Regions from separate parts of the Homo sapiens genome. Here all the other regions are linked to region 7. A link is a contact called in ENCODE Hi-C or POLR2A ChIA-PET data. All regions are on one chromosome and are shown on one strand. The core of a region is the stretch at or near the end of the contact, and the rest is flanking DNA. Distances in the headings are between cores, read along the strand shown.

Region 1 (2,700 bases), core at 65-2,564, 4.0 Mb after region 7:
AAAATGGAATTACTTTTTTTTTGCTCCCTCCTCCCCTCCATGCAGTAGCTGTTCTTGGCGGGTGCCCAGAGCGGCACCCGGTAATTCCACGGTACATTGTGTACATTTACATCTGTTTAATCGGCTATTTACAGTCGCCCTTTACCGCCACCTGTAAGAGGCAGCGCCATAACGACACTAAGTGGCCGGGCCGGAAGCCGGGTGCCCAATGGTTTTCTCCACTTGAGGACGCCTGAATCTGTGAAGTGGTTGGCACTTGGAGAAACAGAGAGACAGCTGGGGACATCACACGTACAGGGCGGGAGGCGCGGGAAAGAGGCGCGCCAGACGGAGGGTCCTTCCTTCCTCGTTAGCTCCACTCGGCGGCTCCTTTTCCATTACCACAGCAGCAAGGAGGAACCTGCCGAGCCTTCGGTGCGGCTTGTTTCCTGCCTGACAGAGAGCCCGCTGCCATTTGGATTTGATGAATTTCTGAATCACCCGAGGGCCTGGCGACCCGAAGGAGGGCGGGGAGTGGGGGCGCTGGGGTGGACCCGCCATCCTGCGGAATCCGGGCCAGATAACAGCCCCCGAGCTGGGGAAATCGGCTTGCGGATGTGATGCGGGACCGCGAGGACACCTGCGCTCCCTTGCGTGTCGCACTCGTGCAGCTCCCGGTGGCGACGGGGTGATGTGGGGGCGAGGGTGAGAGGAAGTCCAGGCGCCAGAGCGTCAGAAACGCTTCCTTAGCTTCCCTGGCACTTTGGAGGTTGTCTCGAGGGAACACGGACAGTGCACGACGGACTTTCAAGTTGCTCCCGGCACAACGGGAGGTCGGGAGCTCGGAGCCCCTACGGGCGGTCCAAGTGTCCGCGAGAAGCCCGCAGCGCCCAGGACCGCGTTGAGCGCTCGGGGCGCGCCAAGCCGCACCTAAGCAAAAGAGAAACGCTGACGGGCCGGAGGCGGGTTGGCTGGGACGCGGAATACGCGCGGCCCCGGAGCGCCTTTCGTTTTAAGGAGCCTTACTTCTGGAAAGGGACAGGGAACTGTCAATCAGCGAGGGAGGGAGCGCACCGGCGCTGGGTGATGTCAGCGGATCAGCTGCTCGATAACAAAGAGAGGGTATTACAGGAGAAAGTTGCAGCAGCGGCAGCGGCCAAGGCGGCACACCGGAGCCTCCGAGGCGAGGGGCAAGTGGGCGAAGGGAGGGGGGACGACGGCTGCTGCCGCAGCAGCTGAAGGCCAAGGAATTGAAAGGGCTGTAGGGGGAGGCAGTGCGAGCCAGCCCCGACTGCTCCTCCTCTTCCTCCTCCTCCTCCAAACTCGCGAGCCCCAGAGCTCGCTCAGCCGCCGGGAGCACCCAGAGGGACGGGAGGCAGCCGCGCAGCCCCGAGCTGGGCAGTGTCCCCAGCCGCCATGGATAGCGACGACGAGATGGTGGAGGAGGCGGTGGAAGGTACAAGCATTTCTCCGGGGCCGGGGGAGGAGGCGCAGAGGGCCTGGAGCGCGGAAGGAGTGGCGGGCTGCGAACAGCGCGGCGCCGGGCCCCGCGGCCGCCACTGTCCCCTACACGGGTGGCCGGTTGCCCGGCTCGGGCGGGGGCCCGACAGCCACGGTCACGCCGCCGGGAGCGCGCACTGCGCGGCGGGGCGCAGGCCGAGAATGGGGCTCCGCCAGGCCGGGGGCGCTGGAAACGCACGGCCGCTCCATCCCGCCCGGCCACAGCCTGCATCCACCCTCGGAGTTGCGAAACCTGCCCCGCGCTCTGGCCTTTCCGCCTTTGGGCGCGGAGGGTGGGTGCACTCCGCAGGGCAGCCCCTTGAGGCCGGCGGACTCCGCGGAGCAATCCCCTAGCCCAGTTTTGGCCACCCCGATCCCCTCCCGGCCGCCAGCCCTTCCCTTCTGCTGCCTCTGCGCCCCGCGGCGGCCGCGGCCCCGTCCGGGTAGGTCCCCCGGCGCAGCGCACGGGGCCAGACCAGGCACGTGGCAGCCGCGGCCCAGGCGGCAGCTCTTCCGAAAAGATGAAATCATTGTCGGGCGACGGACAAGTCTCCCGACCCGGGACTCGAACGTGCGCCGTCCGGGAGGCGGGCAGCCCTCCCCTCAGCTGCCCCCGAGCGAACTCAGTCAGGCCTCCCCCTCCCCCTTCCTGCTTGGCTGGGATGCAGCCGCCACGCTGTGCAGGCGCGCCGCGAGTCCGCACCGAGATTGCTGGGTGACACTTAACTTTCTGAATTCCATGCCGTTGGCTGTGGGTGATATCACCGCCTCAGTGTCGTGTTTCTCCGCCCCTTCTCTTCTACCGCCCCTCCCCCGACTTTTCTCGCCACTTTGTTTTGCTGAGTTTCTCCACCTTTTTTTTTTTTTTTTTGTTAGTTCTGAAAAAACGATGTGGGGACGTTATACAATCTCGTTGTTTGTATCATAGGATGTTATGATTTTGTAACAGCGAATACTGGAAAATACTCTTTAGCGTATTTATTTGGTTCCACTCCATACAGTACGTCGTGATGTTTTTCAGTGTGGTGTGGTATGATACCAGAATGTTTTAAACTAAGCATGTGAGTAAATAATTTTTAGCTGTTGGTTGAATCTGGTTTCTGTCTGATTTGTATAAACACAAGTTCTGACGAAGGATAAAGAAAAAAAGTGGCGACACTACAAATGCATAAGGATACATGGTTATTGTTACACTAGGGAAAAATCAGTTTTAATGTTTTC
Region 2 (2,700 bases), core at 21-2,520, 3.1 Mb after region 7:
CTAAGCAACTGAAAATAAACTCCATTCCCTTCAAGCTACGGAACTTCAATATAATGTCTGTTCAGATCTGTTCAAGTTCTGCTTTGACTTGTCCTGGTTAAATAAATCCAGTTTCAAATTCCACAAGATCAAGGAACTGTTTGGCCAAATGAGGATTTAAATGGAAGCTATACTCTCAGAGAATGGCTAGCTACACTGATTTTAATCAGGAATAGAGGTACCAGAATACATGGGCACAGCTTTGGGTCCTCGGGCATAGAAAACGTGTTGGCAACCTGGAATGGCATCTGTCCTTATTGTTGCGTAATAGTGTGAGGTTGACACACTGTATAACAGAAGCCCTGCCTTTCAGGAATGTATCCTCTTTCTCCTTTCCAAACCTTTCTTCCCAAAACTTGTTCAGCAGGACTCTGGGGGAGAAGACGATCAGGAAACAAACCCAGGTGCCGCTTTCGCCGCCTGGAAAAATGGTCCAATCCTTATTTTACGGCTCTCTAGGCTCCCTCCCCACCTCAGCCTCCCCTCCCATCTCTCAGGCTCTCGCAGAGCAGCCACGGGAAGGTCCAGGCGTGCCAGGTCCCATTCCACCCAAACGCCCCTCCCGCAGTCCAATTCCAGAGCCGAGAGCTGCAAAGCGGCTCCCGACCCAGGAGCTGCGGGGAGAAAGCTACACGATGTCTGCGTCAGGGACCGCGAGAGGTCCCTCTCCCAAAGAACGCCTGGGCCTGACAACGAAAACAGGAGAAAAAGAGGTCGCGCAAGGGTTCTGCCGGGAGCCAGGCCTCCGCCGCCCACCAAATGCCCAGGCCCGAGACCGCTCCTCCCGGGCCCCCGGTGCGCAGGGCCGCGTCCAGCCCGCCCCGCCCTCCAGGCCCTCGGAGGTACTGAGGATGCAGCTCTAGTCGCCTGGGGCCAGGCCCTCCGCTGCCCGGGACGGCCCTCACCTTCCGCTTGAGGCGCCGGGAGAAGGAGGGATCCGGCCGACACCTCAGGCCGGGACACTTGGACCAACTGACCCCGGCAGCTCCGCCCACTCCGCCCACAGAACGTGCGCCGTGAGAAGAATCCCATCCCGTCCCAGCCGCTCGCCCGCCAATCCTGACTCGAGAATACACGCCTGCGCATTAGCTGCCCGCCTCACCCCAGTCGTCCAATCTCAAAGCACCGGGATCCACCTTTGCCATAACAAAAGGACACTGACATCCAATCAGGATTGAGGTCGCTGTGGGCGGGACCTGGAACAGCGACAGCCAATGACAGTAAAGAAGCGAAGCTAAGCGGCGCTGGTGAAGCGGCTCATCAGGTCTATCAGGAAACCTGAGAATTGGAGTGAGAATCCCAGTGTGGAAAATCAGGAAAGAGGCTGGTATGAGCGACAGAGAAGTCATTCAGGAAAGAGGTTGGTATGAGCGACAGAGAAGTCATTCAAGTTCGAGAAAAGAGCGTTTGCGAACCAAGCAGAGAAAGTCAACGCGACACCGTCGTTCCTTAATTCTAAAAGCAGACTTTTTCATATTTTTCTTATTTCCGAAATCGGAAAGCTTATAGTTGAGCTAGTGGAATGTTCCTCTCCTCACGCCCCTCCTCCGAAACTATTATTAAATCTGTAGTGCGTGGCCATTTAATATTTTAGAATTGAGAAAATACCCTAGTGGTACTGAGGCATAGCACTTGTGCTTACCTTACCCCTGTGGAGCCTCACAGCAACCCACAGAAAGGAACTGAAGCCTGAGCGTGAACACATTTCTTGCTCAAGGTCACATATACGGTATCAAGAGTGGAGTGTTCTTCGTGACACCGTTCATCGTAATCTAGTACTTGACACAAAGCGGCATCCTGCTTTAATATTCGTTGAGTACAAGGTAGACATCCACAGCAATACATTATTATTTTGGCTTTGGCACAGCCTCCTAAGCTGTAGAGACAAGCCTTATGTCTCCCTGTTTCTTGACTTTTTACTTCTGGCACAGTTTGCTGACACATCGCCTTAATCATTTTAAGAGCTATATAAAAATATCTTCTATTCAGTGTTTTGAGAACTATGCATTTGGCTGCGACTGCAATATTCAGTTTGAGGAAATTTACTAGAATGCAATGTAGGAGCTAAATAAATGAAAAAAAATCCAACATAAATCTAATAGGAGTGCCAAAAAAGAGAGACTAGAGAGAATGGATGCAGGCAGTATTCAAAGAGTAATAACTAAGAATTTTCCAAGATTGTGGAATATTTGAATTTTCAGATTCAAGAAGTACTTATTCTTGAGCAGGATTAATATAAGAATTCTATGCAACGGTGAAATTGCAGGACACCAAAGATCAAGAGAAACTATTAAAAGCAACCTTTTGTTTTTGCTAGAACAGTATTTTTAAATATTTTTAATTGTAGTGAAATATACATAGAATAAAATTTACCATCTTAACCATTTTTAACTTCAGTAGTATAAGATACATTCCACATTGTTCTCCAACCAATCTCCAGAACCAATCTCTCTTTTCATCTTGCCAAACTAAAACTGTATACCTATTAAAGAGCAACTCTCCATTTCCTATTCCCCTCATCCTCTGGCAGTAATCATCTTACTTTGTGTTTATCAGTTTGACTACTCTAGGTACCTCACCTAAGTGGAATAATACAGAATTTGCCCTTTTATGACTGGCTTATTTCATTTAGCATAATGCCTCAGAGTTCATCCATGTTAT
Region 3 (2,700 bases), core at 1-2,500, 4.9 Mb before region 7:
CTCCGGGCCAGCGGGGAGCCTAAAACGGGGCCTTACATGAGAAGCCTAAAAGTCCTTAGAAATCAAAGTTAGGAACCCCATCCTTTTGCTTAGTAACTGCAGCATTTGGGTGGGCGGGAGGAGAATCGAGGAGGGGGCGGTTGGAGGGAAACCGAAATTTCTTCATGCAGACAACCGATCCTTAGAAAACAGTTTGGTTCCTTCCCCCCTCCTGTCTGTTTCTCCCACTTATGTGACCCACCCCCTCCACCCATTATAACGTGAATATCCTCGATGGTAAGCTTGCTTTCAAATTGAACTAGTGGAAAAATCCAATACTAAAGTAGTAAGTACAGTGACAAAATTATAAGGAAGTAGAGGAGCAGCTCTTGACCCTGCCACTTCTTTCATTTATCTTTCTCTCTCTCTCTTTTTTTTTTTTTTTTTTTTTTTTTTTTTTTTGGTGTTAGGGGTCTAAGGGATGGGAGGAAAGCTGTGTTTAAAGGGTTTTTCCAGCACGGTTAAAACAACTAAATTCAAATCGAGTGAACGTGATCGTCTTGCTCGCTGGCAGCGAAGGCTGCTGCTGCTCTGCTGAGAGGTAACTCTGGAGACAGTGGAAAGGGGCTGGGAGAGGAACCTCGAGGGTCGGGTGAAGCCCACCCAGAGTCCTCCCCGCGCGCGGACGCTGTTGGGCGGCGCCAGGGTCTGGGCTGCAGCTCACCTGGAGCTGCAGGTGGAGAGCGTGAGGGGACGACACTTTGCTCGCGGAAAAACCGACTTCTTCCGCGTCAGCACACTTTTCACATCTCTCCAGATATCCTGGGGTCGGTCAGAAGGAGAGCAGGGTGGACGTAAGCAAGTTTGGGGCGGCCGAGCGATGGGGGTGGGGGCAGCGTGCGGAGGCCGCCTGATGTAGCCACCGCCCGGCACCCCAAGCTCCCGCCGCGGCTGCGGCTTTAAGGAAGCTGCCGAGTCCAGGCTGTGTCGCAGCAACTTTGTATCAGTCATGTCGCCCGCCTGGTGACTGACAGCCTGGATTGTCCAATAAGAAGCCCGCCTGACCCGTGCGGCGTGGAGCCTTGCTTCTCTTCGGGCCAATAGGAAGGGTTCAGGGGGGCGGGATAGCAACCTGAACTTTATCTGGACATGTGACCCGCTTTTAAAAGGGCCAGCCCTCCAGCTGGCCCACTCCCCCTCCGGGCTTTCGCCCGCCCTCTCTCCCTCCCTTTTTTGCCCGCCCTGGCCCTGCCCCTGCCCCTGCCCCCTCCTCTCAGCCCCTCCGCGCCCGGGGTGTCATTGGGCCCGGGAGACGGGAGCCAACTTCAGGCTGCTCAGAGGAAGCCCGTGCAGTCAGTCACCTGGGTGCAAGAGCGTTGCTGCCTCGGGCTCTCCCGCTGCAGGGAGAGCGGCACTCGCTGGCCTGGATGTGGTTGGATTTAGGGGGGCTCCGCAGCAGGGGTTTCGTGGCGGTGGCAAGCGCTGCAACAGGTAGACGGCGAGAGACGGACCCCGGCCGAGGCAGGTGTGTAGGGGCGCGCGGCGGGGCACCGCTTGCCGTGCTCGGCGTGCGGCCGCGGCGCGGGAGCGTGCACTTTGCAGGGAGAAGTGGCTGCGTAATCCGGAGGCACAGTCAGTATGGTGCTGTGTGCTTGTTGTTTTGTTTTGGTTTTCCACTTTTCTCCCCCTTTGGCCGCCAGAGGACTATTTTGGGAAAGTTTGGCCACTTTGGATAAATGCCCTCTAACTAGCAGCTTTTAACTGCCTTTGGCAGTGGGAGGTCTACCACCCTTCCCTTTACCCAAAGATGAATTTCGGATCATTTTCCCTGTACAATTTTTAAAGGACGTTTGAATAATATTTCTTTCCTTTATCAATTGCGGACGCTCCCAAATCTCAGCCGGAGGTGTAGCGCATAAGGGCAGTTGAAGGAGATATAGATCCTAATAGATCCTGTATAAAAGGGGCTCTGGAAATTCGTGCATTTCCCGTTCGCTAGCATTCGCGAAACTCTTGAGACAGGCTACGCTTCCTATGGCATCAGTTGGAATTTTAAGGGCAAGGGAGAAGGGGACGAAGCTTCTTTTGGTGGCATCCTTACTCTGCTACTGAATTTTAGGTGCGTGGCTTTGCCTACTCAATTTAAAAAGACCAGGTTTAAATAATAATGGTTTATGGCACCATCAGTTTTAATTATTTATTATGACATAGGAGTTAGGAAAACTTTTGATAGCAGACGAGCTTTTGAAACCGCCGAATTTTAAAGGCACCAAATTGCTTCCTAACATTTTGTATTGCCATTTCTCTAGGTGCTGTTATTGATGATATTTACATAGTAATGATAACAGCATTCTCCATCTGTGAAGTCCTGCTGTGAAGTTTAAATTTTATGTTTGACATCGTGGCAGCTATCATGGAAAAGCTTGAGAGGAGAAGTTTTAAAAAATAATTTAAAGTGGAGCTTTTTCCTTTAAGGGAGGCATAGTTTTGTTTGGCGATTTTTGGAAAGATCAGGTGGCTCGGTAAATTAGGTGAGTGAATAGAAATCAGGTGTGCTCAGTTCTAACTGGTTCTCCCGCTCTCTCAGGTGACCTTGGGCAGATTTCTATCATTTACCTCATCTATAAAAGAGAGGAACATAATAGTTATGTAGTGGGGAATGACAAAAAATAGTTACATATAGTGAACTTTTACAACTATGCAGTCTATAGATGATTGTGA
Region 4 (2,700 bases), core at 135-2,634, 3.4 Mb after region 7:
ATAGCATCCTGTGCTAATCTGCAATGCCAAGAAATGAAGATGGTTTAAATCAGATCTCATGACTAATGCATAAGATCCAAAGTTCTTTTATTCCTGGCTATTTTAGAAAACTGGGGTGTATTTTTACCCTAAAAACTAATTCTTAAGATTTATTGAAATAATACAAAATGACTTATAATTAACATCTCACAATCAAGATTTATAGTTTACTGATTATTAGAGAAATAATAATTTCTCCATCTTAATTTTTAAAAATATGTATATGCAATGGTTTAAGTCCATATTCAAGAATATTTGATCCTTAGTTGTTATTTTTGTTTTTAGATAATATCGGGAAAGATAATGTGCTTTAATAAAATGGAAAGTTTAGATTGATTTCTGCAGTTGCTAGTCCATTTTAATTGTACTTATTGTGAATTCATTGAAATGGAAAGAAATATATCCAGCAATAAAGTAGGCCTGTTATTTTTGCTTGTTTTTGTTTTGGTCATGACAAACTGTGAAATGCTGTGTTTTTTCTATAGTTCTAGTCTATGAAATCTGCAATCTTTCCACTTGATTTACGAAGGACCTTAATTACTGCTGTCATTAGCACCTAGTGTTCAAAACAGTCTGTTTAAATGTACTGTTAGTCTCACCTCCAAGTCCCTGCTTGCTTTATTTTTTTCCAAGGGTAAGTAAAACAATAATTGACTTAGTAACAACAATCATTATGTACAGTGAGTTAAATATTACACATTTTTGATGCCTATTTCTATTTATTTAGAATTTGGTATTTGTGTGTTCAGTCTGGCCTAGACTTGGAACAAGTGTCCGTAAGTAGCGCTGTTACTAGCGCAGACTTATTACCTGGGTTTTAAAAACAAGTCACTCATTTGCCTTTTTCTTTCCACATGGATAGGGATGACAGACAACTGCTGTAAAGCTTCAATGTTTCTGCCTGGTCATGCACAGTTCTGCAATATAATGCATAAATGTATAACAACAACTTGGGATCGCTTGATACTTTCCTTGGAATAAGGAAACCCTACCAGGCGCGTCCCCGCGCACGCGCGCGCGCATACACAGACACACACACTCACACACGCTCTCACGCACACACACAGGTCAAAAGTTGATTTATTTCTGAGATCCCCCCAGAATCTTTCTTCTCTCCGTCGCCGACGGCTCTGGGCTTCTCGGCGGGGCGGTAGTGTGGTTGGGGGCGTAGGAGGGGCGCCGGGCGCCGAGGCGACGGAGACGGGAGCCGGGTGCTGGTGCGTGCCGCGCCCGCTCCTGCCGGGTGAGAGTCCGGGCCGGGTTTTGCGCCGTGTCCGCGGGCCTGTCTCACGGCCTCCAGCCGCCGCCGCTGCCGTGTTTACTGAGCTCGCGCGTCCTGATATCACTCCGCTGGCATGGAGGAGGAGGAGGAGGTGGAGGAGCGAGAGGAGGAGGAGGAGGCGGCGGCGGCGGCGGCGGCGAGCAGTTGATCATTGTGATGGTGGCAGGAGCAGCGGCGGCAGCGGCAGCCCAGCCGAGCGTTAGGTGCTGCTCTCTGCGCGGCGTTTTGCAAAGGACTTCACCGATCTACTTTTGCAGTCGCCTCGGACTGTCCATGTGTTTACTTCCCCCAGCCCGAGGATTCGATATCTAGGTTCCTGTGAAATGCAACTGAGCAGCCAAAGTACTTTGAGAACACGGGGCGGCATAAACACCAAAACTTTTTTGTGGAAGGAAAATGCAATAAGCAAGCTTGCCGTTTTCCGATGCGGTGTGGAGTGAGTGTGTGTCGCGCGTGTCCGCACTGGAGGCATATGCTTGTGTGTGTACATGGGGTGTGTTTTTCGGTATGTAGGGAGAAAATGCTTGCCAACCACCGGAAATCTCCTGGAATTTATTAGAAAATAATGGATTATAAAAAGAAGGCAAGCAAGGAGCGGATCTCCCCTTGAGTTGCAACCCGATTTGCTGCTGGCTCAGTTTGTTGTGATTCTTTTTGTTGATAGGTGTCTGATGGTATTCCGATAACGTTCCCCCCTTTTCTTCCCCTTGAGCTTTTACAGTTTAAAAAAAGGAAACAAAAACCACCCCAAAATCTCCCCCCCCGTTTTTTTCGCCCCGTCGGGATCGCCGTTTCCATCCATGTGCTTGCGTCTCCCCCGCGTTCCACTTAAACTATTTTAATCCTTGGACCCAAGGAGGAGGCTGATAGGGGGGTGGATAAAAAAAGTTCTTCCAAAATAGTGTGCCCGGGGAGCAGGATGGGGGATTTCGCAGCCCCCGCTGCTGCCGCGAATGGCAGTAGTATTTGCATCAACAGTAGCCTGAACAGCAGCCTCGGCGGGGCCGGGATCGGTGTGAATAATACTCCCAATAGTACTCCCGCTGCTCCGAGTAGCAATCACCCGGCAGCCGGTGGATGCGGCGGCTCCGGGGGCCCCGGCGGCGGTTCGGCGGCCGTTCCCAAGCACAGCACCGTGGTGGAGCGGCTCCGCCAGCGCATCGAGGGCTGCCGTCGGCACCACGTCAACTGCGAGAACAGGTACCAGCAGGCTCAGGTGGAGCAGCTGGAGCTGGAGCGCCGGGACACCGTGAGCCTCTACCAGCGGACCCTGGAGCAGAGGGCCAAGAAATCGGGCGCCGGCACCGGCAAACAGCAGCACCCGAGCAAACCCCAGCAAGATGCGGAGGCTGCCTCGGCGGAGCAGAGGAACCACACGC
Region 5 (2,707 bases), core at 1-2,500, 4.3 Mb after region 7:
GCAACCCACGGCACCGTGTCATTGGCTTTTGTGCACTTGAAGGCGCGTGAGAGTGCCCCGCTCGAAGGCTCCCCTTTGTGTGAAAGTGTGGAAACCAGAAGCGTGCAGCCACTGCTGGGTTTTCGTTTTCGAATTCGCAGGCACTTGGGCCAAAATACTCCCACACCAGAACACTCTCTCATTCTCGCACCAACAACACTCAGACTTGAGTTACTTCTCCGTTGCGGACCGCGCAAGGAGCGACAATGGCTAGGTGCGAGTGCCCGCAGCTCCCCGGGCAGCTCCAAGGGGCCGCCCGCCGCGCTCCGCAGCTGCGCGCTGGGCCCAGCCACCCGACAGCCAGCAAACGCCGGCACCAACCGCCGCGCGGCCGGGCTGTTGGGCGGGTGGTAATTTCTGGGAATGGGGCGGGGTCGCGGGTGTACTACGCCCGGCTTTTGCTAGCGGGGAGGAGGAGCTGGCGGCGCCGAGGGGCGCGAGGCTGGCGGGGCGGTGCGCCACGTGCGTCACCGGCCGGGGCGGGGCCGGCGTCGCGCTCCTGCCCGAACCCCCACCTTTCACTAAGCCAAGGCTGAGGAGTGGGAACTGGAAAGACCGGGCTAGGAGTTTTTGCAAAACCTCGCCCCCCTGTAACTGTCAGACTGCCCGACTGTGGGGCCGTCTCCGGAGAAGGGCGAGAGTCCTGAGTTGGGGATGCGGTGACGGCGGGGCCTGCGGGGGCCCTGAGTGGCGAGGGTGTGTGCGTGCGGTCCCGGCCGGCGGGGGAAAGCCGGCGGGCGCTGCAGGTGCACGCGCGGCCCCATCGGCCTCACACGCCTGCCCCGTGCGGCAGAGCCCCCTGCACCAATCCGGGGCTGGAGTGGAGAGCGAGATCGGGGAGCCCTGGGCAAGGAGCCGGACAAGTGACGAGCGTCTTTACCTGGGAAGGCGGGTTTGGGAGAAGTTGGGCGAGGAGAAGAGGGCGGGATTCAAGACAGCAAAAGAAGCAGGTTCGGCGGGCTGGTGGGGGCCCGAGGGCGGCGGGGCCCCGCGGGGTATAAATAGCCGGCCCGCGTTTGACAGGCGCTGCGGTGACTGGCGGTGCCGCCCCCGCCCCCCCGCCGCGTGGGGAGGGGAGGAGCACTCTGAGCTGGCGGGGAGGGGGAGGCGGACTCCAGTGTCCTGGTGGAGGCGGCAGGAGGCCGAGGGGGAGGAGCCGAGGCGGGGGGTGGAGGGAGGGGGCCGGGAGCGGAGCGGGGCGGGGGCAACCATTGCTCCCAGCGCCAAGCTCTGTGTCGCCGCCGTCGCCTAGGCGGTTGGGGGTCGGTGGGGCGGCGCGGGCGGGGGTCGCTGCGCGGGGCGGCGAGCCTCTGTTTTGTCTCCTTCTCTCCCTGTGGAGCGGCTCGGGCTGCTGGGGAGGCCCCGGCTCCCTCCGGACGCTCGGCCAACGGCGGCGGCTAGTCCGCGGCCCTGCTGAGAGGGAAAAGGACGCCGCGGTCTTCCCAGGCGTCGCGGAGAGCAGGTAAGAGCGCGGGCAGCCGAGGCTGGTGAGAGGGAGCGCGAAGGGCGCGGCGATAAAGCCTGGCTGTCCCGACTGCCGCCGCCTCCCTCCGCGCCCCCGCCCCGCGCTTGTGTTGTTTGCTTCGGGGTTTGCGGAGGGGTTTTCCGGCGGCTGCGGCGGTGACACCGGCCGGGGGCTGGGGGAAGGGGGCTGAGTGTCCCCAGGCAACGGTCGCGGAGCGGGACTTGGAGAAAGGGGAAGGCGCGCTGCGCGCCTGCCCGCGGGGAGCGCGGGGCGCGGGGCAGGGCTGAGGGAAGAGGTTACAGACCCCGGCGGGGGGGATGGGCCGAGCGCAGCTGGTCTCTCCGTGTTTACATCTCTGCGCGAGTCACCTCTGCCGAGAAGCGGACTGAACTGACCCGCCTCATCCCGCGGGGAGGCCAGGGCGGGGGTCCGGCTCCGGAGGAAGCGCGTCCTGGGAGGGTTTGTGTAGGGCGGGAGTCTGCGGCCGGCGCCGGGGCTGGGCGGCGAGCTCGGGGCGGGACCTGGGAGGCTCCGGCCGCTCTGGGTGGCGGGCAGGCGGGGGGGGGCGCTGGACACCAGTTTCCTTCCCTGTCGTGCCTTATCGCCGCCGCTTACCTTTCCTTCCCGGCGCTGCTAGCTTGCACGACAGGTTGTACTCGGCAGTTCTTTTATTCTCGCTCTCCACGCCGGCACCGTGCTGCCATCTCCCCCTATTCCCCGGGAGGTAGGGAGGCTTTGCTCGGATCGGAATCTGTTTCTTAAGCAAAACAAAAACGGGCTCGTAACAGGCACGTCCAGTGACCGCCTTCTGGATCCTCGCGAAGCTGGTCCTCAGGGACCGCGCGACGGGATGGTCTAGGGGCGCGGAAGGAGGACAGGGAGGGCTCTGCCAGGGCTGGATGCTGACTCTACCCCAGGAGCTTTGTGATCAGGGTAGCCGAGCCCTCTCTTCTGCTCCATTTGGGCATTTTTATTCCATGTCCATAAAGGACTCAAAAAATATTCCGTGACACCAAGAATAATCCAGATCGCACAGTTTCTAATCTTTTTCCCTCTGCCAGCATCCTGGATGGACTCTTTCTAGGAGGCAGATTCGCTGCAGAATAGCCTTTAAGTTTAGTACTTCATTAAATGAGGAAGAGGGGGACACGTCATTGTAAAACTGTTAAAAATTCCCCCCTTTCTTGTGTTCATGAACATTTA
Region 6 (2,700 bases), core at 175-2,674, 4.1 Mb after region 7:
CTTGCCTCTAAGATACGAGGGTAGGAACGTCTAAAGCAAGCCTGTTCTCCCACCACTCCCCATCCCCACCAAGAGACTGAGATAAAGACGATCGCTGATTTAAAGCAGTAGTATAAGGCAAGGTGGTTCCACCTATGTTTTAAGGAGTGGCATCAACAGGTGGCATTTAGTGGTGGCTTGCTATGAAGGTGTGTCTAAGGTTTATACCATCAAGAGGCCTAAGCCTTGTCATTGATCCTCATTCCACTGTTAGATTCCAACCCCTCAGAACTTCAAACCTGCCCTGGGGCCTATACTACCTTCTCCACTATTACTGTCACTCAGTGTCCCCAGTCCCAGGGACCAAAAATAACGACTTAAAGGGAATAAAGAATTGGGCGTGTGTCTGAGGTGGCATCATGAGAAATGCTTTTGGCAACCTGAGTAGGAACTATCACATATAGAATGTTTCTGCAGGAAAATAGATTTTTCTAAAATCAGTATCATAAAGAAACTACTACAGCAAAACTGTATGCAAGAGAATACCTAAGTACTTCCTCAAAGGCAATAGGCTTTACTTCCACAACATCTAAGGCACTGCTCGAATGAATGTTTAATAACTATTACTGATTAAATGAATTTTCCATTCTCGCGCAATTTCACTGTTTTTCCTCCGTTCATATTTGACTGACTCCCAGCACACGACACACACAGTAAATGGGTCGGTAGATAAGCCCTACACTCCTGAACTCAAAGTGTGGTCCACGGACTAGCTGCACCTGCATCATCAGCGAGATTATTAAATCATAGCCTGCATTTTCAAAAACAAGATCCCCAGGTAAATCGCATGCACAATGAAGTCTGAGAAACGCTGCCTTAGAAGTTTGCAGTATTGCAATCCTTCCAATCCCCAACTCCAATCTCATCAGCGTGAGAAAAAAATGGAGCGCACACACACCGTGCACACGGCCAGCGACCAGCCCACGGTGGGGTTGGGACACCTGTCACCCTGTCCTCCCCAACAGTTCCCCATCCGCTCACCTTGATGCGCTCCCCATCAATCTCCACCGCTCGTTCTCGGAAATCCACCCCTATCGTGGCCTCGGTGCGGTCGGGGAAGCGGCCAGCGCAGAAGCGGTAGGTCAGGCATGTCTTGCCCACATTGGAGTCGCCGATCACGATTATCTTGAAGATGCGGGAGCGGGCAGGAGGCAAAAACCCTGAGGCCCCTGACACTGCCCCGCTGGACGAAAAGCTTGCCTCGAGCGACGACTCCATCTCCTCAGCCATTCCCCCGACCCGCCCCAAACTGAGGCGGAGGAAAGGAGACACAGAAAGGCTGAGAGATTACGCCACCGCAAGAGCGCGCGCCCAGCCGGCCAGTTCGGCTGCGCAACTTCCCAGGAGCCACCGCCCACCAGCCCCGAGCGCGCCTGCGCACCTTCCCGCCCCGCCCTTGCCCGCACAGGTGTGGCACCCGCCCGCCCCGCCGCACGGAGCCGCCTGCCCGCGGCCACACGCCAGGCGTCACTCGGGCTGGCGCCGGTCTACCTAGGCAGGCGTGGGACCTGTCGGGGGCTTCACGGCAGCGCGGAAGGCCAGCCTGCAGAGAGGCTGGGCCCAGCGCCCTGACTGACCCAGCCCCGCCACGTCCAAGGTTCCCGCCCTCTGGAGGAAGCCGCGCAATCACTCCGGGGGCGGGGAGAGACAGACAACTGAGAGGAAGGAGGTACCACGGGCACTCTCTCGCGAGAGGGCCGCAGAGCCGCCTTTGACGGGGGCGTGTACCTGGAGAGCAACGGTAAGGACGGAGCCGACGGCTCCGGCGTCGGGTCGGTTCCGGCATCGACGTATCGTTTGGTCGCCCCAGAGAGGAGACAGGTTTCTTCAGCTTGCCGCTGAGGATGTGGCATCGGCTGCGCTCACCGCCGCCGCCTCTGTGAACTGCGGGAGTTGGGACAGCGGCCAGGGCTAGATGGGTGGGACGCGAGTCCTCGCCGAAAGCTTGCCCTGTGCGGGGCGCACTTGGAGGCGAGCTCTGGGCCGTGGCGAGTTTTGCAGCCTAAGGTCTTGGCAGGCGCATTGCTGTGGGCTGCCGGAGAGCAGGCTGGAGTTCGAGACCGCCCACCGGAGAGCAGGCGAGAGTTCGAGGCCTAGGTACAGCGCATTTCGCTAGGCATCCCCAAGAATATCCGCGTGATCCTTGTGGCCAGAGTTTGTTGAGCTAATATCCCCAGCCCAAACAGTAGAGCACATCACATGTCGGCCACCTGGGAGCGTTGAACCTGGTAGTTACTAGGCGCCCCTGGTGGAAATAAAACTCATTATGCCCTAGTTATGTCTTAGTGCCTGGGTGACGATGATGTAGCGGTTAAAGATTAACTGAGCGCACTTAGAGGTTGTCTTTGTCTACCTAAGGAAAATATCAATAGATTAAACCCCCAACCTTAAAGAATCTCCGTGAATTTTTCTGAGGAAACGTGCAATATTGTCATACAAAAGGCCCCAAATATGCAAACATTGCTTTTTGTTAAAAGTTTGTTTTGTTTTGCAGTGACATCTGTTTGAGCAGATGAATATGCCATTGGGAAAGTCAAGGACTGTCGGAGAGGAGGACATGGCAGACCTTAACTAAAGTGAGGGGGACAGTAGAGCACTAAAAGTTCTAGGAAAGGAGATGAACTGCTTATTCCATCAGATGAAAATATAGTCAGAACAGAT
Region 7 (2,700 bases), core at 4-2,503:
TCCAGCCCCCTCAGTACTGTCAGCATCCCCTGCCCAACCCAAACCCATAAGTCTCGGCAGCGAGTGGTACTAATTTTTTTTTTTCTTAAGGCCAGAGGCCAAAAAGAGAAAAGTGCCGGACTGAGAGCCAACCAACTGCGCCTGGTTCTCTAATTCATTCCTACACTTATTCATCCCCCCTAAATTAGACGGGGGATCCGAGACAGCTGCTGCTGCCTTGGTTGCTTCCCTTCCAGTGGAATAGTGCCTGGGAGGGGCCTTCTCTCCCTTCACAGAAGCAGCTGCGCCCCGCTTATCCCCACTGCGCACTCGGCCATCCAGCTCTCGCCATTGTTTCTGCCCACAACAGATACCGCCCCTGCAAGGACCGGGAAGAAGAAAAGGAGGCCCAAGTCCTCGGACGCGCTGCTTTTAAATGCCTCCTTCACCCCGCCCGTGCATCCCGCTCCTAAGGGGTCATCTCCTCGCCCTTCCCCGAAGTTTGGTGGAAACTAAAAACCACATTCAGAGGTAGGAGAGGGAATTATGGGAGTCTAGTGGGAAAAAAACGATGGGTCCCCCGGGCCACGGTAACCAAGAACATCTGTTCACTGAGAGCGTTCAAATATTTGTCAGGATTCACGAAAGAGACAAATAATTTAAATGTGAGGAGCCAGAAATCCATTTTGCTTAGCTCGAATAGGGTAAGAACAAGGGAGCAAGAGTGAGAGCATCATTTCGTATCCACAGGGTGTGAAGCTGAGTCTGGTGCAGAGAGAGAAACCCGGCTCTGCGTCCGATCGCCACGATCCGGCGAGGGAGCCAGCTCCTCCTCCCCGCTGCACCCGCTCCCCATGCCGCAAGTCGCCCTCACCTCCATCTCGGCGTCTGCGGGACCAGCGCTGGCCGCAGACGCAACCGCCTGCGCCGCGACGCCTTCGGGGCCGCCTTTGTTGCTGCTGTTGCTCCCGCCGCTGGCGATCGAGGCTGCGGGCTTGGAAGGCGCGCTCTCGGGAGGCGGGGGTGGCGGAGGCTCGGCCGCGGACGACATGATGTTCCGTCTGCGTCACCCGCTGCTGCCAGAGGCCCGAGTCCGGCGGGGATGGACGGGGAGGCCTAGGCCTGGATGCTACGTCGCAATAAACTGGTGGAGGAGCGAGACTCCCACCCGAGCGCTCCCCTGCGCCGCGCCTCCGCGACGGGCCTGAGCCGGGCCCAGGAGCTGCACACTCCCAAACGTTCTGCTCTTCCGCGGGGCTCTAGGTTCCACCGGCGCTTACCTCACGGCGGGAATCACGTCGACGAGGGTGGGCGGGGCCAGACGGGTCACTGAGGTCAAGGAAGGCCGGCTGATTTAGAGAAGGGCGGAGGGTTGGGGGAAGGGAAAAGGAAAACGAAAGAGAGACTGAGGCTGGGAAAACGCTTCGCCGCCTCCTCCTCTTCCTCTGGAAGATAACATCTATCTCGCCAGCATCCAGGACGACGACCTACGCCACCGACTTTCAACACTCGCGAGATTCCTTATTGGCTCACTGACTGGGTCCTGAGCGCGCATGCGCATACTGCCCTCCTCACCCTTGGCCCGCCCTCTTCCAGATCTCTAGCCGGCTCGGGAGAGAAGAGTGGGCGGGACCTCCAGGGAGCGCTCGGAGGTGTAGGTTTGTGCGCCTGCTGCTTGGCAGGACGCGAGCTCAGTGTTTTAGGCTTTCGTAACGGCTCACGGTTCTCGCTGTGTCTTCTGTGCCTGACAGGGGTTGGCGGCACTACCGGAAAACTTGTCTGGGTTTTGCGCTGCCCATTCAAACTTGGAAGTCTTGTGTCTGGCCCCAAAACTTCTGCCGTATCCGCTTAGAGGCGTGACGCCACAGCCTTGACGACGTTATGGTTACCCCAAGTGAAGTCTCACGGTTTTTTGTTGTTAGAAAAAAAAAAAAAGTCCGTTAGTGTGATTTTTTTCTTTTTTCTTTTTTTTTTTTTTTGCCTTCTCATGTTAGCTGCGTCGGTTATTTCTAAATACCCTCCTTAGGCACAGAGTTAAATGATATTTCTTCTGAATTTATATGCCAAAGTTAAGCAAATAACGTGCACACTACCATGGAAGTGAGAAACACGAATAATCAATATATGGGGAAGATAGGTGGTGCGATGTAATCTTTTCCCCAAGCATCAAACATGAAAATTAAAACGTACATTCTCCTTAAGTGTTAACAAATATTCAGCACTGATTTTGTATACTGCCTTAGGCAGCCTTCAATGCAGCTTAAGGGCCTTGTGCATTCATCGCCTACAAAATTTAAATACATTGTAGTCTGTTTGATAACGAATCTGCATACTACAGTAGATTACCTGCCCAGTACAGGGTCTTTTTTATCTTTTTTTATTCCTCATATTCAGTATTCTCTAAATGTTTGTTGAGTAAAGGAGACACATTTTTCGAGAGTTGAGGTTTGAGCTAACTGGTTATGTTGAATTCCAAACAGAAGGGATCCCCTTTGAATATATAGCCTGCAAATTTTTTAACTAATGGAATGATAATTCTTAAATGGACATCTGGAAAAATGTCCCCACTCCACTAGAAATGCTAGTTCTTAGACTATAAGGAAATGTCTAAGGATATATGCAAAGATGAATACCTACAATGATGTTCATCATAGTCTTCATATATGACTGCAAAAAGCTAACAACAGTAGGCTGAATCCAGTATTAAAAGTTAGGTGTTTA

Evidence for each region. A loop is a pair of places that touch in the nucleus more often than their neighbours do. ChIA-PET counts read pairs that join two places held with the same protein, here RNA polymerase II (POLR2A). Pooled maps may share reads with other maps.
Region 1: a map of CD4-positive, alpha-beta T cell shows a loop between it and region 7 (8-fold over the local background). The contact joins the promoter of SETD7 here to the promoter of SMARCA5 in region 7. A Hi-C loop is called at or near these places in 3 of 168 maps with a recorded cell type or tissue (CD4-positive, alpha-beta T cell and naive thymus-derived CD4-positive, alpha-beta T cell) and 9 of 50 pooled maps. POLR2A ChIA-PET finds 5 or more read pairs at or near these places in 2 of 52 experiments (T-cell and activated CD4-positive, alpha-beta T cell).
Region 2: a map of CD8-positive, alpha-beta T cell shows a loop between it and region 7 (11-fold over the local background). The contact joins the promoter of SCOC-AS1 here to the promoter of SMARCA5 in region 7. A Hi-C loop is called at or near these places in 6 of 168 maps with a recorded cell type or tissue (B cell, CD4-positive, alpha-beta memory T cell, CD8-positive, alpha-beta T cell and 1 more), 2 of 37 single-sample maps with no recorded cell type and 16 of 50 pooled maps.
Region 3: a loop to region 7 is called in a map of naive thymus-derived CD4-positive, alpha-beta T cell, with 38 times the contacts of the local background. The contact joins the promoter of NR3C2 here to the promoter of SMARCA5 in region 7. A Hi-C loop is called at or near these places in 2 of 168 maps with a recorded cell type or tissue (both naive thymus-derived CD4-positive, alpha-beta T cell) and 14 of 50 pooled maps. POLR2A ChIA-PET finds 5 or more read pairs at or near these places in 2 of 52 experiments (PC-9 and naive thymus-derived CD8-positive, alpha-beta T cell).
Region 4: a map of CD8-positive, alpha-beta T cell shows a loop between it and region 7 (14-fold over the local background). The contact joins the promoter of MAML3 here to the promoter of SMARCA5 in region 7. A Hi-C loop is called at or near these places in 2 of 168 maps with a recorded cell type or tissue (CD4-positive, alpha-beta T cell and CD8-positive, alpha-beta T cell) and 10 of 50 pooled maps. POLR2A ChIA-PET finds 5 or more read pairs at or near these places in 1 of 52 experiments (naive thymus-derived CD4-positive, alpha-beta T cell).
Region 5: a map of CD4-positive, alpha-beta memory T cell shows a loop between it and region 7 (11-fold over the local background). The contact joins the promoter of ELF2 here to the promoter of SMARCA5 in region 7. A Hi-C loop is called at or near these places in 2 of 168 maps with a recorded cell type or tissue (CD4-positive, alpha-beta T cell and CD4-positive, alpha-beta memory T cell) and 9 of 50 pooled maps.
Region 6: a map of gastrocnemius medialis shows a loop between it and region 7 (19-fold over the local background). The contact joins the promoter of RAB33B-AS1 here to the promoter of SMARCA5 in region 7. A Hi-C loop is called at or near these places in 7 of 168 maps with a recorded cell type or tissue (CD14-positive monocyte, CD4-positive, alpha-beta memory T cell, CD8-positive, alpha-beta T cell and 2 more), 2 of 37 single-sample maps with no recorded cell type and 15 of 50 pooled maps. POLR2A ChIA-PET finds 5 or more read pairs at or near these places in 1 of 52 experiments (T-cell).

What each region holds. Positions count from the first base shown.
Region 1 is chr4:139,554,833-139,557,532 of GRCh38, reverse strand. It overlaps SETD7 (SET domain containing 7, histone lysine methyltransferase), which reads left to right and starts at 1,314. Exons shown (of 8, transcript NM_030648.4): 1 at 1,314-1,435. The coding sequence starts at 1,396. RefSeq lists an enhancer at 157-326 and silencers at 1,067-1,176, 1,397-1,456, 1,517-1,686, 1,817-2,006.
Region 2 is chr4:140,371,962-140,374,661 of GRCh38, reverse strand. It overlaps SCOC-AS1 (SCOC antisense RNA 1), which reads left to right and starts at 1,270. Exons shown (of 5, transcript NR_033939.1): 1 at 1,270-1,399. It overlaps SCOC (short coiled-coil protein), which reads right to left and starts at 1,016. Exons shown (of 4, transcript NM_001153484.2): 1 at 945-1,016. RefSeq lists a silencer at 727-926 and enhancers at 1,087-1,136, 832-1,333.
Region 3 is chr4:148,440,964-148,443,663 of GRCh38, reverse strand. It overlaps NR3C2 (nuclear receptor subfamily 3 group C member 2), which reads left to right and starts at 1,250. Exons shown (of 9, transcript NM_000901.5): 1 at 1,250-1,504. RefSeq lists a silencer at 1,053-1,342.
Region 4 is chr4:140,152,868-140,155,567 of GRCh38, reverse strand. It overlaps MAML3 (mastermind like transcriptional coactivator 3), which reads left to right and starts at 1,384. Exons shown (of 5, transcript NM_018717.5): 1 at 1,384-2,700. The coding sequence starts at 2,241.
Region 5 is chr4:139,175,761-139,178,467 of GRCh38, reverse strand. ELF2 (E74 like ETS transcription factor 2) reads left to right here and starts at 1,250. Exons shown (of 10, transcript NM_001331036.3): 1 at 1,250-1,501. It overlaps LOC105379412 (a long non-coding RNA gene), which reads right to left and starts at 2,313. Exons shown (of 4, transcript XR_007058273.1): 1 at 2,120-2,313. RefSeq lists silencers at 280-659, 670-1,629 and an enhancer at 2,230-2,279.
Region 6 is chr4:139,452,765-139,455,464 of GRCh38, reverse strand. RAB33B-AS1 (RAB33B antisense RNA 1) reads left to right here and starts at 1,424. Exons shown (of 1, transcript NR_159964.1): 1 at 1,424-2,700. RAB33B (RAB33B, member RAS oncogene family) reads right to left here and starts at 1,344. Exons shown (of 2, transcript NM_031296.3): 1 at 1,021-1,344. The coding sequence starts at 1,269. RefSeq lists enhancers at 1,047-1,096, 1,717-2,056 and a silencer at 1,317-1,646.
Region 7 is chr4:143,512,255-143,514,954 of GRCh38, reverse strand. It overlaps SMARCA5 (SNF2 related chromatin remodeling ATPase 5), which reads right to left and starts at 1,253. Exons shown (of 24, transcript NM_003601.4): 1 at 854-1,253. The coding sequence starts at 1,030. SMARCA5-AS1 (SMARCA5 antisense RNA 1) reads left to right here and starts at 118. Exons shown (of 2, transcript NR_104027.1): 1 at 118-510; 2 at 730-1,483. RefSeq lists enhancers at 633-752, 813-872, 1,163-1,532, 1,563-1,632, 1,663-1,752 and 1 more.